Linked DNA regions of Homo sapiens: all the other regions are linked to region 1. A link is a loop called in an ENCODE intact Hi-C map of the cell type or tissue named here. Cell type or tissue: endothelial cell of umbilical vein. All regions are shown on one strand. Links, peaks and the distances in the headings refer to the core of each region. The heading gives the core; the rest is flanking DNA.

What was found. Hi-C counts contacts between places; a loop is a spot of excess contacts. Peaks named below come from ENCODE experiments on the same cell type or tissue, not always from the same donor. Only the 100,000 strongest peaks of a DNase experiment are listed, where the experiment ranks them.
Region 2: it touches region 1 in a loop (2.3-fold over the local background); 3 of 110 quality-filtered maps call a loop at or near these places.
Region 3: it touches region 1 in a loop (2.3-fold over the local background); 6 of 110 quality-filtered maps call a loop at or near these places.

The regions. Positions count from the first base shown.
Region 1 is chr3:105,349,388-105,355,645 of GRCh38, forward strand. No RefSeq gene overlaps it. Among named protein-coding and RNA genes, the nearest start is that of ALCAM, 14 kb to the right of the region's middle. RefSeq lists enhancers at 3,891-4,709, 4,298-4,387, 4,428-4,577. In endothelial cell of umbilical vein, for the core only: no CTCF peak of the experiment used is centred there; a DNase peak (open chromatin) is centred at 2,594; H3K4me3 peaks cover 740 bases; H3K27ac peaks cover 3,081 bases.
Region 2 is chr3:105,289,850-105,296,107 of GRCh38, forward strand. No RefSeq gene overlaps it. Among named protein-coding and RNA genes, the nearest start is that of ALCAM, 74 kb to the right of the region's middle. In endothelial cell of umbilical vein, for the core only: no CTCF peak of the experiment used is centred there; a DNase peak (open chromatin) is centred at 3,752; H3K27ac peaks cover 302 bases.
Region 3 is chr3:105,271,765-105,278,022 of GRCh38, forward strand. No RefSeq gene overlaps it. Among named protein-coding and RNA genes, the nearest start is that of ALCAM, 92 kb to the right of the region's middle. In endothelial cell of umbilical vein, for the core only: no CTCF peak of the experiment used is centred there; a DNase peak (open chromatin) is centred at 3,347.

The DNA.
Region 1 (6,258 bases), core at 667-5,666:
GTGTCAAATGCTATCTCATTGAGTGTTAAGTTACATTTCCCTGACTGCTAATCTTTTTCATGTGATTTTTGCTCGATTTGATTTCTTCTTCTATGAAGCACATGTTTAAGTCTTTGGGCCATTTATCTATTTGATTGTCTTTTCCTTAGTAATTTAGAAGAGTTCTTTATAATTTGGGTGAAAGGGCTAGTCTTCTGTCCATTACATTTTTTGCAAATATCTTTCATTCTCTTTATGATATCTTGGTGAGGTTTTTATCCTAATGAAGTCAAATGTGTTAGATTCTTCTTTTATTTTTTGTGCTTTCTTTCTTGTTTTGACAATGCATAAGAAATTATTTTCTTCCCCAATATAATAAAGATTTTCACCTAAGTTCTTCAAAAAGCTTTAGGCCATTACCTTTTGAATTTAGTTCATTAGTTGACTCACTTAAGTTCTGATATGCTTTTTTCCACAGAAGAGTAAAGGGTGGAGTTACAACTGGCAGATGGGAATTCCAAATAATCATGGGTGTGCCTATGAGCATTTGTAGTTTATGTGAATACCATCATTCATCAGTATTGAGAAGGGAAAAATGAAGTTTGTGAAGAGCAGGTTGAAGGTATCATCTCCAGAAGTTTCCTTAGTGAGATTTAGTGGGAATAAATGCTAGACATTGGTGTTAGACACATTCTTAGTTACTCATGTACAGAACAGGCTAGTTCATCAGTGATTCATATGAAAGAGACATGGAGTTCTAACTTTTGGTTAACAAGCTAGACATGCCCCCAACAACGTGACAAGGTTGCTAAGAAATCTAATGAAATCTCAGCCTCCATTAAGAATACAATGTCCAGAACTCGAGAGATAATATCTCCCCTGTGGCTTGTACTAATTAGATAACAATTAGGCTCTTGCATCAAATTTCAATGCTACTCTTGAAGAGGTACATAGGCAAACTGGAGTTTATCACAAGAGGAGCAGTCAGGTTGGTGTCAGGGTGGGAAACCACTGTGTGTGTGTGTGTGTGTGTGTGTGTGTGTGTGTGTGTATACATATACAACAGTTGATGTGACTGGGAAATCTTAGAATGCAATCGAGTAGACGTTGATAGGCCATAATAATTGTGTTTAAAAATTTTAAACATTGCCCTATCAAAGAGGTGACACATATTTTGTCTATATTTCTCTAAGTAAACACCAAGAACCAATGGACAGAAGTTATAAGGAAATAGACTAAGTCTATTAAAAAGAATCTTAATAGCAGTTGGAGAATTTGTCTTAAAAAGAACTGATTAACTCAGGAAAGTAGTGGTCTCCTTCCCCAATACTGATGGCACTGAAATGGAATCTGAAAGATAATTTATCAAGGATGTTACTGGTATTAGCTAATATGTATTAGTGCTTACTACTGACAAGGAATATTCCATGCACTCTGCCTGCATTTTCCCATTTAACCCTCACAGCAGCCCTAGAAGATGAGAACTACTTTGTCATTATTCTCTACATAAAGAGTTTGAAGTTTAAAAGGTTAAATAATTGCCTTTGTAAAAGGCAGAAAGCACATCTATCTTGTGTTCAGAGAGAGAGTTCTCACCCACACTGCTTCTCACTTGTCAATCCTGTAAAAAAGATTTGCTGTACTGGGAGAGAAGCCGTACTGTGTGTCCATCCAATTCTGAGGCTACTTGATTCCAACAAAATTGAAATATATTATCTTGGAAGCTAAAACAGTAACGAAAGTAGACAGTGGAAGAAATGGGAAAAGGGACAGGTAAAACTTAATAAGGAAGGGAAAAGTCTGGAAAGATTGTATGTGCAAGGCACTGGTCCAGGGAAAATACATTCCTGGCTGATCGTAGACAAGGGATATTGCCTGAAGTTTATATACACGTGAGAGCAAGGTGATGAGGAGTAGAAGGCAGTAAAGACATGAGACTCATAAAAATTTTTCTTGCCTTAGCAGAGGCATCATTTGGCCATGTCATATGAGGTTCCAAACACTGCATTTTGTTAATAGTCAGAAAGAACTAAGGAAAACAAAGAAAGAATTTCATTTCCCCCATCAAGTATCAAGAGTCTTGCAATGAGCTTACTTTCATTATTTTTCTTGCAAGTAATTAATACCACTCTTTCCTTACAGAAAGCATTCGCAGAAAGATGGTAATTAGATCCAAATGGACAATTTGTAAGGAGTCATTCATGAACGGCTTGATTTAACAAATATTTATGGAGTGTTTACTATTTGTGAAGCATTTTTCTAGACACTGGAGACACAGCAGAAAATAGTATTCCCCTACTCCTAAAAATAATTACCCCTAAAAATAATTTCCTATATTTTTTGAGTGTATTTTCTGTGGCAGAAAGGCAACACACAAAAAAGATGAACATGTAAAATTTAAGGTATGCTAAATAGTCATAAGGGCTAATGAGAAAAATAAAGCAAAGAAAGTTGGTATATATGGAGAATTATTGAAATCGTATAGGATTTTAACCAAATATGCAAATTAAAAAGAAGAGAAGGAAAATGGTCATGAAAGGGGGATGTGTTGAGGCTCATGTGGATTTAGTTCATGCTTATGAATCACAAGTATTGTGAAAGGTCTTGTAGCAAAATGAAAAGGGCATTAGACACATCACTTCTCTTATTTTATCCTCATTTCCTCATCTTTAAAATGGGAATTCTAATATTAGACCTGTTGGCCACAAAAATGTGGATGTGTGTCTCTAATGAGTCATTGAATATGAATGCAGTCTTCAAAATGTAAAAGAGTATATACATGTAGCTTCATCTTATCACAAAAAATAATTTATATTTTCGATCCCCTCTTCTTCTCTGGGTCTCTGAATATATATGTGTGTGTGTGTGTGTGTGTGTGTGCATGTGTGTGTGTGTGTATACACACACATATATTTATATATATATACATATATAGTCACAGATGTGTGTGTATATATATATATATATACACACATATGTAAAAATACAAATACAGACAAAAAGAAAGAAGGAAGAAGAGAGGGAAGAAATTTTCTATTGAAAGAAAGAAAGATACACACATATGTTGGTCCAGTCCATCTTATAAGTCATACAATGTATCTAGTACAAACATTCTGACAAGGAATAAGCATATCTGTGGTGGAAACCCAATAGTAGGGTTCTTCGAGTCTCTAAACAGACTAGGGGCAACAGAATTCTTCTGTATTTGGGTCTCCCTGGATTACTGAAGACTTTGCAGGGCTCTTTTAATCACCTCCTGAAATGCTGGTTTCCTTCCTCCATCCAAGAGACTCGACAAAATGGAACTTGTCAACTGTGCTTACGGCAATAAATCTCCTTTCCAGCATTTCTCCTGACATTCTAATGCCTTCCTGAACATAATCAAAAGGTCATTTTCCACCTGTATTCATCTTCTCCAAGCTGCCTTATATTTCTGCAAATCCAAGTTTCAACAAGTTTGATTTCATTCCTTCTACAGTATTTTATTTGCTTTAACCAAGCTAAAAATCCCACTGTCACCCTATGTTGTACTCTAATAGCTTGAATGGGGATTATACTTTTTTGGCTGACTGTATAATGTGGATACATTTTGAAAGCTGAACTGCTCCTTTTTCTTGAATGACAGAGAATTAAATGCTACCTTTCAGATATTGCCAAAGGATTTCTTATGATTTTGTTTCCCACATCAATTCAATAACTTTCTATGTATCAATTGTGCAGAGATCAGCGTTCTCACCTACATACAAAACAATCCCCCAGAAGCCCTCAGACTTGAACAGGCCTTTCGCTGTGCAATCCACTCAGCTGTAGTCATGCATTTCACAACCCTGTCCACAGTTTCTAGAGGAGCAATTCTATTATCAGAATTTGCGAACTTATGCATTCTTGATTGCTGTGGATTTCTTTTTAACTAGAAACAGTTGTATTTAATTTTGGTAGGTTCATATTATTGATTTAAGTGCAATCATCGTTTCTAAACAACACTATCAAGAATACAGTGCCATTTATAATATACGTTTATTGGGGTGGAAGGTACCAGGAATATCCCCAGAAAAATATATGGGAAAACCTTGGACTTCATCTTGCCAGTGATAATGGCAAGAGACCGGCCTGTATTTGCTAATTTTGTTTAACATATTTGTGACACTCATCTACCTAAGTCAGTCTGTCCACTTCCCTGAAATGAGTCAGCGGCTTATGATTTATTAACAAGGCAGGGCTTTGGCCTTTCACTTGGAGGAACAGAATCCCAGGACGATCTGCGGGAACCACAACCTCACCAAGATCTCCTCTACACAAGGCAGGAGCCATAGTTTACCCGGGGGCCGGTGTCGCCTCAGCCTCCTCCGGGAAAGCTCCGAGACAGCGCATCCAGAGCTAGAGCGCCGCCCACCCAGCGGTCCTGGGTCAGCTCCGCGGGATGCAGGACAAGGGTCCTCGGCCATCGAAATCACTCTCCGCTCATAAAGACACGGTTCCTTGTAGAGGAAGGATTGGTGTACCATTTGGGACCCTCCCAATCCCCCAGAAGTATCAATGGCCCTTGCTCCGAACCGCCGGGTGCGGAGACGCACGACAGAGCAAGTGCCCACTGAGAAGAGCAGCGGAGAGAAGAGGAGAGAGAAAACCAGGAGGGAGAGACTGAGCCCGCTTCCCCGCCTGTCGGGTTTCGGGACCAAACGCATCTCGGGCTGCTGGGCCCCGGAAGGACGCAAACCTCGGGCAGCAAAGGAAAAAGACCTCCCCCTCGCGGGCCCTGGGGCTGAAGGAAGAACTCGGTTGGAGGAAGGGAGGAGGAAAAGGAAACGCTCATCTTTTCCCGTTTTGTTTTATGTTTTGGTTTGGTTTGATTTTTCCTCCACTGAGCGCAAAACAGAATCAGCCGCGACTCTGGCTGGCCTGGAGAGCATCCATTATTTAATGAAAAACAAGAGATCATTTTTTTTCTTCTTCTTCTTTGAAATAAGTTCAGCAGCACTTCCCTCTCCCTCTCCTCCGTTCTTCTCCCTTGCCCAATTTACCCTCTCCACCATTTTTACCGTTCCCATGAAATAATTTTCCTCAGGTTTTATGTCTCGTGTATCAGGTTTTCATCTGCTCAAATGCCTTCAGAACATACTATTCCGCTAATGTGGACTTCCACTCCCAATGTTCCAGTCCTTTCCAGTCCAGGGATTTCTTTAATAGGTGAGGTTTGTCCTTCCCTTCCTTGGCCCTGTAACAGGAACACACATTTTCATTCCATGCCACTTGCATTCCAAACCCTTGCTGAGTTGCTATTTTGCCTGCAGGCTCTCAGAGAACATCAAAGGAATTTGGCTTTGACTGTCTTTAGACCCTGGGTTGGTCCCTATGGTGGAGCTGCTCTCTAGATTTGGAATCCGCACATCTTCACTCTTTTCTTTAAAGCCTATTTCAGTCCCCAGCAGTAAAACCATGTAAAATGCTGAGGCAAAGCTGTGAAGGAGGTTAGTTTGACTTATATACTTATATTCTGCACCTCCAACCCAGCTGTTGCCATTTTCTCTCCCCCCTCTTCTTTTTTCCTCATCTAATTTCTCCTCTTTGTTAGAACTTGAGTTTCTGGCATCCAAAAAGTTAATTCAACTTCCTTGAATCAGATATGAGAAAAGAGCTGGAATTTGACATTTTGGCTGTGTTGTAAAGTTGTATCACACAAGCATTCATTCAGCAAACATGCATTGAGCACTTACTATGGGCTAGACATTGAGAAGAGGCCAAGGTGCTAAAAACATAAATGAGGTTTCTATTGCATCACCTTCTCTCCTCCCACTGCCTTACTATCTCTTCCATTATAGCCATCTTTATCATCACCATTTTTTGTAATATTAACTAAGTCCTTAATATATGCCGGACATTGACGTAGGAGCTTTACATGTGTTTTGTCATTTCAATAATATAAGGATTATCTGAGATCAGCAGCATATTAGCTCCATTTTGTAGGTGAGAAAACTGAGGATTAAAGAAGCTAAGAAGCTTCCTCAAATGCACACATCTAACATGTGTTGATGCAGGGGGTTGTAAACCAGACAGTCTGACTCCAGACTTGTGGTACATCCCTTCTAAGGAGTCACTGTTTTAGTGGAGGAGTCAGACTTGTAAACAGATAAATGTATCAAAGAGGTAAGTGCTAAAGCTGTAGAAATACAGTGGCAGCAGTGACTAACACTGCCTAGGGGAATCAGGAAAGGCTTAACAGACAATTTGACATGTGAGGTGGGTCTTGAAATATGAGTGGGAGTAACCCAGTCAAAGGGA
Region 2 (6,258 bases), core at 635-5,634, 60 kb before region 1:
ATTTGTTACACAGGTAAACATGTGCCATGGTGGTTTGCTGCACCTATCAACCTATCACCTAGGTATTAAGCCCCACATGCATTAGCTATTTATCCTGATGCTCTCCCTCCCCTGCACTCCCCATCTGGACAGGCCCCCGTGTGTGTGTTGTTCCCCTCCCTGTGTCCATGTGTTCTCATTGTTCAGCTCCCACTGATAAATGCGAACATGCAGTGTTTGATTTTATGTTACCGTGTAATGGCTTCTCACTCCCTCCATGTCCCTGCAAAGGACACAATCTTGTTCCTTCTTATGGCTGCATAGTATTCCATGGTGTATATGTACCACATTTGCTTTATCCTTTCTATCATTGATGGGCATCTGGGTTGATTCCATGTCTTTGCTTTTGTGAATATTGCTGTAATAAACGTACATATGCATGTATCTTTATAATAGAATGATGTGTGTTCCTTTGACTATATGCCCAGTAATGAGATTGCTGGGTCAAATGGTATTCCTGGGCTATTCCCGTTAAACTACTATTAATATTCTTCACAGAATTATAAAAAACTACTTTAAAATTTATATGGAACCAAAAAAGAGCTCGTATAGCCAAGACAATTCTAAGCAAAAAGAACAAAGCTGGAGGCATCATGTTACCTAACTTCAAACTATGCTACAAGGCTACAGTAACTAAAGCAGCATGGTACAGATACAAAAACAGTCACACAGACTAATGGAACAGAAGAGAGATCTCAAAAATAAGACCACACATCTACAACCATCTGATCTTCGACAAACCTGACAAAAAACAAGTAATGGGGAAAGGATTCCCTATTTAATAAGTGGTGCTGGGAGAACCAGGCAGCCATATGCAGAAAATTGAAACTGGACCCCTTCCTGACACCTTATACAAAAATTAAATCAAGATTTACTTAAATGTAAAACACAAAATTATAAAAACCCTAGAAGAAAATCTGGTATATATATTTTTAAAGAAAATGATCAGCAAATGTATAACAACTTTGACAAAACCTTTTTTTATGAATATTTTCTTGTGACGTAAACTAATAGCTTAATAAGGACTTACACACACAAATATTCAGAGTAATTTTATTTATATTCTGAAACTGGAAACAATGTAATACCTGTTAAATGAATTACTATGGGTTTTCAGGTAATTAGGGAATTGGGATTTGAAGTTGGTTAGGGCAAAATCAAGCCAACGTTTCTCTATCAAATTGCTTTACTGCCAAAAGCAGAGGATACAAAAATCAGAAAGACAAGTCTACTAGCACGTAACCTTGGATCAGAAAAATAGTGAGACTGAGTTGGTGCAACCTAACCTAAAGCAGTCAAATGTTTTTAAAACTATCAAGATCATTTTCTAAGTTTTACAGGGTTAACACATAATGTTCTTATCTGTAAGTGATCACTCACACAGAGACACTCAACTTTTCCTAAAATTCGCAAATTATGGTTTTAATATCTCAGTAGTTAACAACAAATTTTTCAACTCGATTTTTTCTGATAATGAACATTCATCATTTTCTGATCCAACTAATCGTTGTTTAAGTTAGAAGTCAGCTATCCCAATTATGTAGTATATGTGAAATGGAATATCATACAGACATTACATATTAAGTTTGTTGAGGGGGTTCATAACAATTAAAAATGTGATTGTGTAAAAAGCAGGATACATGGCATCAGTAAAGACAATTTATTTTTTTAAAAGGACACTAAAAATAGCAGTGGCTACCTGTGGGTGGCAAGGATTATAATTTACCACATAGACAACTTTATGAAATACTCATATAATTTTAAAAATAAAATATGTTTAATTTTCATGGTTCGTTGTGAGACTTTTTAGTAACAACACAGAATCAGCCAATTGGGAACACTTTGGGAAAACCATAAAAGAAGCAATGGAGATGTTAGCTACGGTTCTATTTTATAACCCCAGCTCCTTCTCCTGACTTTCCACTATTCTTCCAAGAACTTAAACTCCCTGTTTGCTTTAACTCCTTCTTCTGTTTGCCTTGCACATCTTTCCCTCCACAACTCTCCGCTATTTCCTGTTCCATTGTTGATCAGTTAATTCTGTTGTTTTATTTTTCTTTGCTTTTTCCAAGTGACAATCAGAAGTCAGTTTCCTAATCTGAAGTCCAAGTTAATCTTGCATTCACTTTTTTTTCATGTTTCCAGGCTATATTTTCAAGAAATATTTTTATGGTTAAAAATTTTAGGATTAATGGGAGACATTTCTTTAATTATAAAAACCATGCTTACCCCTACATTGCCTTTTTTCCCTGATTTTGGAATACTTACAAGCAAGATGTTGGCCCTGTAGAACATCCTCATTAGCGTATTACCCTTCTCTCATATTTTCCTGCTCTTTGGCATTTTCACCTATGTTATGAGAGATTTCCTTCGTTTTAACTTCCAGATTACCAGTTTGGTCATTAGCCCTAATCAGTCTATTATTGCATCTATTCATTAATTGTATTTTTAATATTGGTAACCAAATTTTTAATTTCAAAGACCTCTTTATATTTTCTGCTTCATTCTCATTGCAGTCTTTTCTAGTTTTACTACTGAAATACATTCTCAAATCTCCCAGATGATTTTAAGTTCTCTCCTACCTCTTCCAAGGAATTACTTGAATATTCTTATTTATGCTATGAATATTCCCCAAGAGTTTGTTCATACTGATGCATCAAGGGCTGTTAATGGGAATAGATAGATGGCACATATTTCATTTAGAGTTGTGTACGTCTATTTCCTTAACAGGACTCACTCATAAATGGTAAAGCTGACAGCACTAGGTTTTCCTCTTGGGCAACCTTGGAAATAATAGCTCACACCTCTAATGCTTCAGGTTATTGTGTTTCCTGAATGGTTTTCCCTACTGGTTCTGTATTCCAAATTCTATTTTCCAAGATTTCTACTGTCTTCTGGCTTCCTTTCTTTTTTTTAGTAATTTGGGCTTTATTATTTTTCTTAATTTATATATTTTTCCAACGGGAGTTTGAAGGAAGATGAGATATATGAGTGTTCTCCAACTCGCATCCTTATAGTTCTATGTAACCTTTTAAAGTTTCTAATCACATTCTGCTTTGTATTACCTTTATGTACAAATATGTGATGTAGCATATCATAAGTTCCTTGATTCTTCTGGATCATTATGCATTAGTCACAACACCTGACAGAACACTATTTTTTTAGTTTGTATTAAGCAAATACTAATTGCCAGATTCTATCTCTAAAATATTTTTATACGTGTTTCTCTCACTTCACTCTCCGTACGATAGTCAAACGTTGTTCACCTCTTTCTTGTGATGTATATACAGCCAACGACTGTTCCCAACACTTCCAATCTCTCCTCCTTTCAGTCCACATTGCTACCAAAGTTAATCATCCTGAAACTGAACCCTGATTATATTATTTCTGTGCTCCAAAGTCTCCAATAGCCTATGATATTAATTCCAGAAACTTAGCCTAACATACAAAATTCTCCATTATTTAAGTACAACACAGTTTTCCAGCTTAGGTTATTAAAATTGCCTTACAGCTTGCCTTGCTAATAGGCCAAGCACTTTCGTCTTTTTAAACATCTCGCACCTCTCCTGTCTCACCCATTCTTACATATTCCAAATCCTGTCCAGCTTTCAAGTGGAGCTCAAGTGCCACCACCTCCACAAAACTTTTTTTCTTTCCAGTTATCTTTGCTTTCTCTGAATCTATATAACTACTTAACAGTACTATTGTTATAAAACTTCCTTTTTTAAATTTTTAATGTATCTATTTTATAGTCATTCCCAGAAAGCAGGCTTATTGAAGATAAAATCTGAGTCATTATTTGTGTAACCTGTCATAACAGTTAACACAGGAACTTGTGGGGCAAAAAACATTTTTTCATTAAAAATAACAATAAAATCAGATATCAAGTACTCACATTAATAAATGGAACAGCTCTGCTAGAAGTTATTAAAATCCAGGTAGTTCAAACTTTATTAATTATCAGCTTTCAAATTATTCACTCCTTACTCTTAAGAAGCATTACAAAATAAACTGATCTTCTTTCGAATTAAAAAAAGGATTTTTAGAGACACATGATAGGATCCTAGAATGCAGTTTCTCATTATTCACAGTTAAATGCATCTCTGGCCATTCATGTGCTTCTTTTCTCCTAACAAACACAAACAGTCAAAATATATCATCCAAAACAAAATTTCATTCAGAAGCTGATGTTTATATAAAATACATATACTATAAAAGTTCCTAGCATAATCCCTGGCACATACTGCTCAATAACTATTGAATTGACAATGAATGGGAATTCTTGGGAGAATGTTCTTCACTTTGAAGGAAAACAACATATTTAAAAACACACATTTGCACAAATGATAAAGTTTAAAGTTATTTCAAAAAAAGTTATCCTATGAATATTATTTATACATATCAATTATTCAAGGCATGATGAAATTTGTCAAATAATGATATAACTAAAATTTTATAGAGCACAGCATACAAAATGAGATATAATTTATACTGAAAACTTATTTCAAGAACAGAACATGGTAAATTTCACTATGCCTGGGGCATGGAAAGCTACAAAAGAACAATGTTGCTCCTCTAATAAGAAAAAAGAGCAGGATTCTCTCTATCATCAAAACTATTCTTGAGCCCATCAGAGAGTTGAGATTGCAAGCCAACTACATGAATCAAATTTCAAGGTTGGCGAATCCCTGTAAGCAGTGATATAACATAGGAAGTTTTCTTTTCACAGAATGTGGAAAGAAGAGGTAGTAACCATGAAAAATGGGTAAGAAAAAACTGCTGAAATTATAATGATTATATAAGAGTGAAGCATGGTTAGCATGAAAGTTTACAATGCCTATAAGCCTCAGAAGTTTGCACCTACTCACCAGCTCTTTTCCAGAATCCACAGGACGTTCGTAAGAAAGGTTAGGGACAGAGCCAAAGGCCAGAGAAAGGCTTTCTCAGTGGCACACAGGCACAAAATCTCACCTGCTTTCCAGTCTCTTCTCTCAAAAAAAGCAAAAGCATAGACTGCTGCTGGAAAGACAGGAAATCCTTTCAACTCCTGGGAACAAGGGAAATATTTGCTGCTTTTGAGGGAGGAGTATAAGCAAGAGCCAATTGCAACTGAGGAAAGAGCTGAAAGATCTGCTACTGGTCCCACCCGAAGGTATGCTTCCTGTGAAGGAGGAATAGAAGGAAAAGCCTCTACTACTGCAGAAGGATAGGAAACTGCTTGGGTCAAGGATTCCGCATAGATACAAAGCAGAGTGCCACTAATGTTAGGAAAGGGGTAGAAAATTTGTTCCTGTGCAAGGCCTTCCATGATGCAAAACAGAGTTCAGCTGCTATAGGGGTTGAAGAGGAGAGAGAATGTGCAAAAATGTTGACAATGTGTTAACCCTTAAGTCCAAGAATACAGTGACAGCCTAAGACCAAGACTTGACTGAGAAACTTTTGCATCACTACCATGGGCCTCAGAACAAATGATTAAGAAGCAACAACAGCACTATTCACAATAGTAAAGACATGGAATCAACCTAAATGCCAATCAATGACAGACGGGATAGAGAAAATGTGGTACATATACGCCATGGAATACTGTGCAGCCATAAAAAGGGACAAGGTCATGTCCTTTGCAGGGACATGAATGGAGTTGTAGGCCATTATCCTTAGCAAACTAACACAGGAACAGAAAACCAAATACTACATGTTCTCATTTCTAAGTGGGAGCTGAACAATGAGAACACATGGACACATGAAGGGGAAAAATCCACACTGGGGCCCACCAGAGGGCAGAGGGTAGGAGGAGAAAGAGGCTCAGAAAAAATGACTAATGGATACTAGGCTTAATATATGTGTGATGAAATAATCTGTACAACAAACCCCCATGATACACGGTTACCTATGTAATAAACCTGCACATTCTACACATAGATGCCTGAACTTAAAAGTTAAAAAAAAGCAACAACAATCTGCCACTTGCAAAGGTATGCTGATTTCCAGGCAAATGCTATATCCTTTGTTATATCTTTTATCCTTTTTTTTTTTTTTTTTACAAAAAAGGTGACATACAGTCAATAACTGTGAAACACACACCAAAAAAAAAAAAAGAAAGAAAAATTACTCATTCCTACAAAAAAACAACAGAACCAAACCAAGAAACTATGCAAACATTGGAACTATCAAACAGAAGTGTTAAAATAACTGCAAAGGACACTTTAAAACATCTAGTTG
Region 3 (6,258 bases), core at 389-5,388, 78 kb before region 1:
TATCTGATACATATTTTATTTTAACTTACCTATAACCATTTTTCATGTGTGTGTGAGTGTGTGTGTGTGTTATATATAACTTAGTGATTGCTCTAGGAATTACAATATATATGTATAACTTATTAGTCTATTAAAATTAATATTTACAATTTCAAGTAAATGATAAAAATCTTATAACCATATAGGTCCTGTTAACCTCTCTCCCTTTATGCTGTAATTTCCTATGAGGTAGTAGGCAGTATAATGCCCCCTCCCCAACACAAAAAAATATTCACACCCTGAATCTCAAAACCTATTAATAAGTAAACTTACAAGGCAAAAGGATCTCTGTGAGTGTGATTAAAGTTAAGGACTACTGTGGTTTGAATGTAAATGTCCCTCCAAAATTTATATGTTAGAACTTCAACCCCAAGAAGATAGTATTAAGAGGTGGGGCTTTTGGGAGGTGACTAGGTCATGAGGGATCTGCCTTCACCAATGGGATTAGTTCCTTTATAAAGGAGACCTTTGAAAGCTGCCTGGGACTTCCGTTTCTTTTTCCATGTGAGGACACAGCATTTGTCCCTTTTTGCTTTTCTGTTCTTCCACAGTGTGAGGACACATCGTTTGTCTTCTTCTCCGGAGGATGCAGCAACGAGGTGCCATCTTGGAAGCATCCTGGATCCAAGCACCCTGAGAACAATGCTTCGGCACACACTAAATCTGCCAGCACCTTGATCTTGAACTTTCAAGCCTCCAGATATGTGAGAAATAAACTTGTATTATTTGTAATTACCAAGTCTGGGGCATTTTGTTATAGCAACCCAAATAGACTAAAACAAAGACCTAAATCTTATCCCAGATTGTTTGGATGGGCTCAGTCTAATCACATGCATCCTTAAAAGTTGAGATCCTTTCCTGGCTGCTGTCAAAGAGATGTAATGAAAAAAAAGAAAGAGGAAGATTTGAAGTGTGAGAGGGACCTGACTCACTGTTGCTGACTTTGAAGATGACAGAAAGGGACCATGATCCAAAGAATGTAGACATCCTCTAGAAGCCGGGAACAGCTCTTACCTGACATCAAAAGGAGAAATAGGGACTTCAGTCTTACAATCACAATAAGCTGAATTCTGTTAGCACCCTGAGTGAGCAAGAAAATAGTTTTGTACAGGCTCCATGAAAGAATACAACCAAAACCATGGTTTTAGCCTAGTGAGACGCATGTCAGACTTCTGATGTACAGAACTATAAGATAATAAATCTGTATTATTTAAGTTACCAAAGTTGTAGTAATTTTATGACAACAATAGAAAACTAATGTATATGAATCACATATATATGTGTGTGTGTGTGTGTCTATGTATGTGTATATACACACATACGCAAATGAGCAGGCACACACACACACACACACAATTGTAAACTCCATTATACAATATGATGTTTTTGCTCTCAAGCATTATAAATAGTTTAAGAAACTAAAGAGAATAGAAATAGGGATTATATTTACTCATACATGTATTATTTCTACTGCTCTTCCTTCATTCTTTAATTTTTATGTTTTTATTATTTTTCTTCAGCCAAAAGATATTTAGCTTTTTTTCTTTAGAGAAGGTCTGCTGCCAATGAATTACCTTAGTTTTCTTTCATTTAATAAAGTCTTTATTTCACCTTCATTCTTAACAGATGTTTTTACTGGTTATGGAATTCTGGGTTGACAATTATTTGTATTTATCATGTTAAAAATATTGTTTCACTCTCTTCTGGTCTCAATGACTACTAATTTTTTATTTATCTTTTGTTTTCATCAGTTGATTTTTATGTATATAGGATTTTATTTTTTGCTTATATTGCTGGGGTTCATTGAGCCTCTTGATTCTGTAAATTTTTTATGTCCTTTATTTAATGTGAGATGTTTTAAAATAGTATTTCTTTTATTTTTTGCACCGGGCTCTTTCCTCTCTCCTCAATCTCCAATGACATCAATGTTAGACCTTTTAATATTGTTCCACAAGTCTTCAAGACTCAGTTTATTCCTATGCTATTTTTTTCTTTCCTATACAATTTGAATAATTTGTATTGACCTATATTCAAATTCAAAATATACACTCTCTCATATACACTGAGAGCCTCTAATAAACATTTCTTTTCTTTTTGCATCTTCTTAAGTCTAAAATTGTCATATGATTATTTGTAGTGCTTATCTCTTTGCTGAGAACGTTCACCTTTCCATTCATTTCAAGAGGGTTTGTCTTACTTCATGGACTAAAATGGTGTGACTAATTCCAAACTTAGGGCCATCTTGGGGTTGGCATATGATAATCATCTTTTAAGAGAATTAAGGCTTTTCTGGTTCTTTGTATGTCAAATAATTCTGGAACATTTTACATATAGTGGGACTCTAAGTACTATAAAAAGCCTCTAGAGAATATTGTTAGTTTGTTTTTTGTGTTAGCATGCAATCAAACTAGTTAGATTCAGGTTATAATTCCCAAATCACTGCCTTCTGTGAGTTGTGGTTCCAATATCAGCTTAGCTTTTGTAAGCTGCTTTGCAAGCCCACTTCCAACGTGTATCACCTAGGGACAAGCCTGGGACCTGGGCAGTGGTGTACACCATAATTTAATTATCTAAGCATTTCTATGGTTCTTTGTTTCAGTTGCACAGTGCAGCCCAAGGATTAGCCTAAGTCTTCATACATAAATTTAAAATATTCAGTTATCTCTTCTCTATAGTTTACCTCACACTCTCTGGTTTCCAGGGGCTCTTTTCCTAGACCCTGGCTACAGACTCATTATGTTGTCCACACTTCTTATGTCTGAATCATCCTCTGGACAAAGTAGTGAGTAAAAAAGAGAATAAAAATAATGGTATTCCCTTGACACTCTTCAGAACATGTATATTTCTTTTCCAAATTCATCTGGTGAGAGAGAATTTTCTCTCAGAATTTTAAGCACCTATGCAACTGCTGCTGTCACCCTGCCAACACAGGAATGCACCTTCATAAATGGGGCTTGCCTCCAGTCAGAGCTAGAGGAGTAAAAAGGGAAAGAAGAATTATGGTAATTTTTCCTACATGTACATTTTCTATCTCAGAGAAGCCCATTTCCCAGTCCTCTGCTATGAAAGAGGATTTTTCTTGGAGCTTTCTTTGTCAGTGCACAAAGTGAAATTCCATGGTTTAGGGCACCTAAAATCTAAACCCAGAGATATGGGAAAGAAAAACAAAACAAACCAGGAAACATGGTGATGGCTCATGTCTATAATCCCAGTGCTTTGTGAAGCTGCAGGGGGAGGATCACTTGAGGTGAGGTGTTCCAAACTAGCCTGAGTAACATGGCAAAACTTGTGTCTCAACAAAAGAAAACAAAACAAATCCAGGAAACTTACCACTGTATTGCTCATTTTTCAGATTTTGATTTCTCTAGTAAATCTGTCTGGTATTATTTACTTTTCAGAGTCATCAGATAGTTGCCTTGTGTAATCTGTCCAGGAATTTTAGTTGTTTTCAGTGGAAGAAATAGGGTGGAGTGGGTTTAATCCTTCTTAGCTGAAACTAGAGATTGCTATTTTAAGTTGACATTCACATTGCCTACATTCCTTCACCTCTTTCACTACTCTAAGGTTTCAACTACCAACTTCTTGCTTTGAGGCTCATTTTTTTAGTAATAAATCATATTTTATCATATGACTCCCTAGTACACATCACAATGTTATTTCCATCTTTAATGATGACTATCTCTTAAACAGAAGTGATCCATTTTTTCTTCCCAAACCTGTTTGGGAAAAGCTAGGCTAGTAAAATTAAACAATTCCTTTACTATAGAACTTCTGAAGCCTTTAATATGTTAATCTGGATTCTAAATTTCTAGAAGTGGAATACAGTGCATTGCAATTTCCAAACATATTTAACCTCTAAATATTTTTCCCATGAAACTAAAGTTCTTCAGAACACAATTTGTGAAATAGTCTTACTACTAACTCCACATATCTTACAGCATTTATGTTATTTACCCCAACTTATCTTCCTTCTAAACTTATTAGATGCTATTCTAGGACCAATGTAAGGTGTACCTTTTGTAAATTTAAAGAACTGTTCCAGATCTTTGCTAAAATAATTCTGCTTTTACAACATTAAACATATGCTGCCACACAACATTGCTAAGTATTCTGAAGACAATTCCCAGAAAGAATGTATAGAATGGCTTAATTTTAAACATAGCCTATGAATGTTGTAACTAATTCAGTTAGAGATAGGCACATTTACTAGGCTTTATAAAAATAGCCTTAAAATTAAAGGTGCAAAGATTGGAGGATAATGGCATTGTTTTTATCTTTTGAATGAGATAGCAATAAAAAGATTTGGTAACTGATGAATACCAAGGTAATACATAAGAAAATACTTGACCCAATACTTGAGAAACTCAAGAAGAAAGTAATAAAAATCACCATCATGTAAAAGAAACTCCATATATGAAATATTATGCCAAATGCTTATGGTGCAAATCCGTAGTAGCTTCCGCAGTATCCATTCTTTTTTTCCTGAGAATTCTTGATATAGGTTTGAAAATTTTTGCAATTCTGAGGAGGAGCTAAATATATCAAGATATGACAATAATTACATTACAAATTCCTGAATACCAAGATTATTTGAGGGGTGTCCATGGGATTCAAGATGATATTTAATGTCAGGCTCTCTCCTGGGAATGTTTGAACAAAAGTGACCTCTTTGCTCTGAACTATATATTATACAGATGTGAAACAGTGGAACAAATGTAGCTATTTTCTTCTATGAGTGAATAAAGCCAAGACACAAAGGATGCCAGAATTTAGAAAAATAATTGCTGAGAAATATAGCCAATCTTTGATATTACCTTTTGATTTTTTTCAGTAAAGCAAATTGTATTCATTATGTATTGCTGAATAACAAATTGTCCTAAAACTTATTAAAATAATAATAAGCATTTATTATCTCTTATGTTTTCAATAAGTCCAAATTCAGACTGCACACCATGGGATAACTTATCTGATTCATAATTAGAGGGCCTCAGCTGAAACACTCAAAGCTTGATATCTGTGAGCTGGAGTCATTTGAAGTTTATTCACATGTGCATTTGGACAATGATGCTGGCTGACAGTTGGGGAACTAGCTGGGATCACTGGCTGAAACACCTACACATGGCTTCTCCATGTGGAATAGGCTTTGTCTCACCATGGTAGCTAGGTTCCAAAAGAAAGCATGCAGAGAGAGAGGAGGGAGGCAAGGGAGAGAGGGAGAGAAAGAGGGGGGAGGGAAAGAGAGAGAGAGAGAGAGAGAGAGAGAGAGAGAAAGCTATGTTGCCTATTATGACCTAATCAAAATTCAAGTAAGATTTCCTCTGCTTCATTCTGTTGCATCTCTTACTTGGAGAAGTGTATCCACTTTTTAGGGAAAGGAAATATAAACTTCCATATTTCCATGGAAGTGGTCAATATCACATTACAAGAAGGGCATTGTGAGATACACCTAATGTTAAATGACGAGTTAATGGGTGCAGCACACCAATTGTGGAGTATGTATTGGCAGACCCATCTTTTAAAATGATAATCTACAACATAAACATACATTTATTGCGTATGCCAATTTGAGTTAAATTATTTGTTGTGTGCACTAAAATACACAATTTGCATCACACTTACATATGTTATTTTCATTTAATGTGCACAACATCTCTAGGATAAAGGAACTTTTAGTACATGTATCAGAGTTCTCCAGAGAATCACAACAAATAGGATGATAAGACGGATAACTGATAGATGATAGATAGATAGATAGATAGATAGATAGATAGATACATACATACATACATACATACATACATACATACATAGACAGATGATAGATAGATAGATAGACAGATGATAGATAGATAGATGTAGATTTTACGGAACTGGCTCATGTGATTGTGGGAGTTGACAACTCCCAAATCCATAGGCAGGACAACAGGCTGTAAACTCAGGCGAGAATAATGTTGTAGTCTCGAGTTTGAAATCTACAGAGCAGCTGGCAGGCTAGCAACTCACACAGGAGCTGATGTTACAGTCATAAATTTAAAATCTTTAGGGCAGACCAGTAGGTTGGAGACACAGGCAGCCTTTCTATGTTGTAGCCATGAGTCAGACTTTCTTCTTGGAAGTAAAGTCCTCCTTGGAAACCAAGTTTTTTCTTAACACTTTTGATTCATTGAATGATGTTCACCCACATTATCAAAGGTAATCTCTTCAGTTAAAATCACTGAT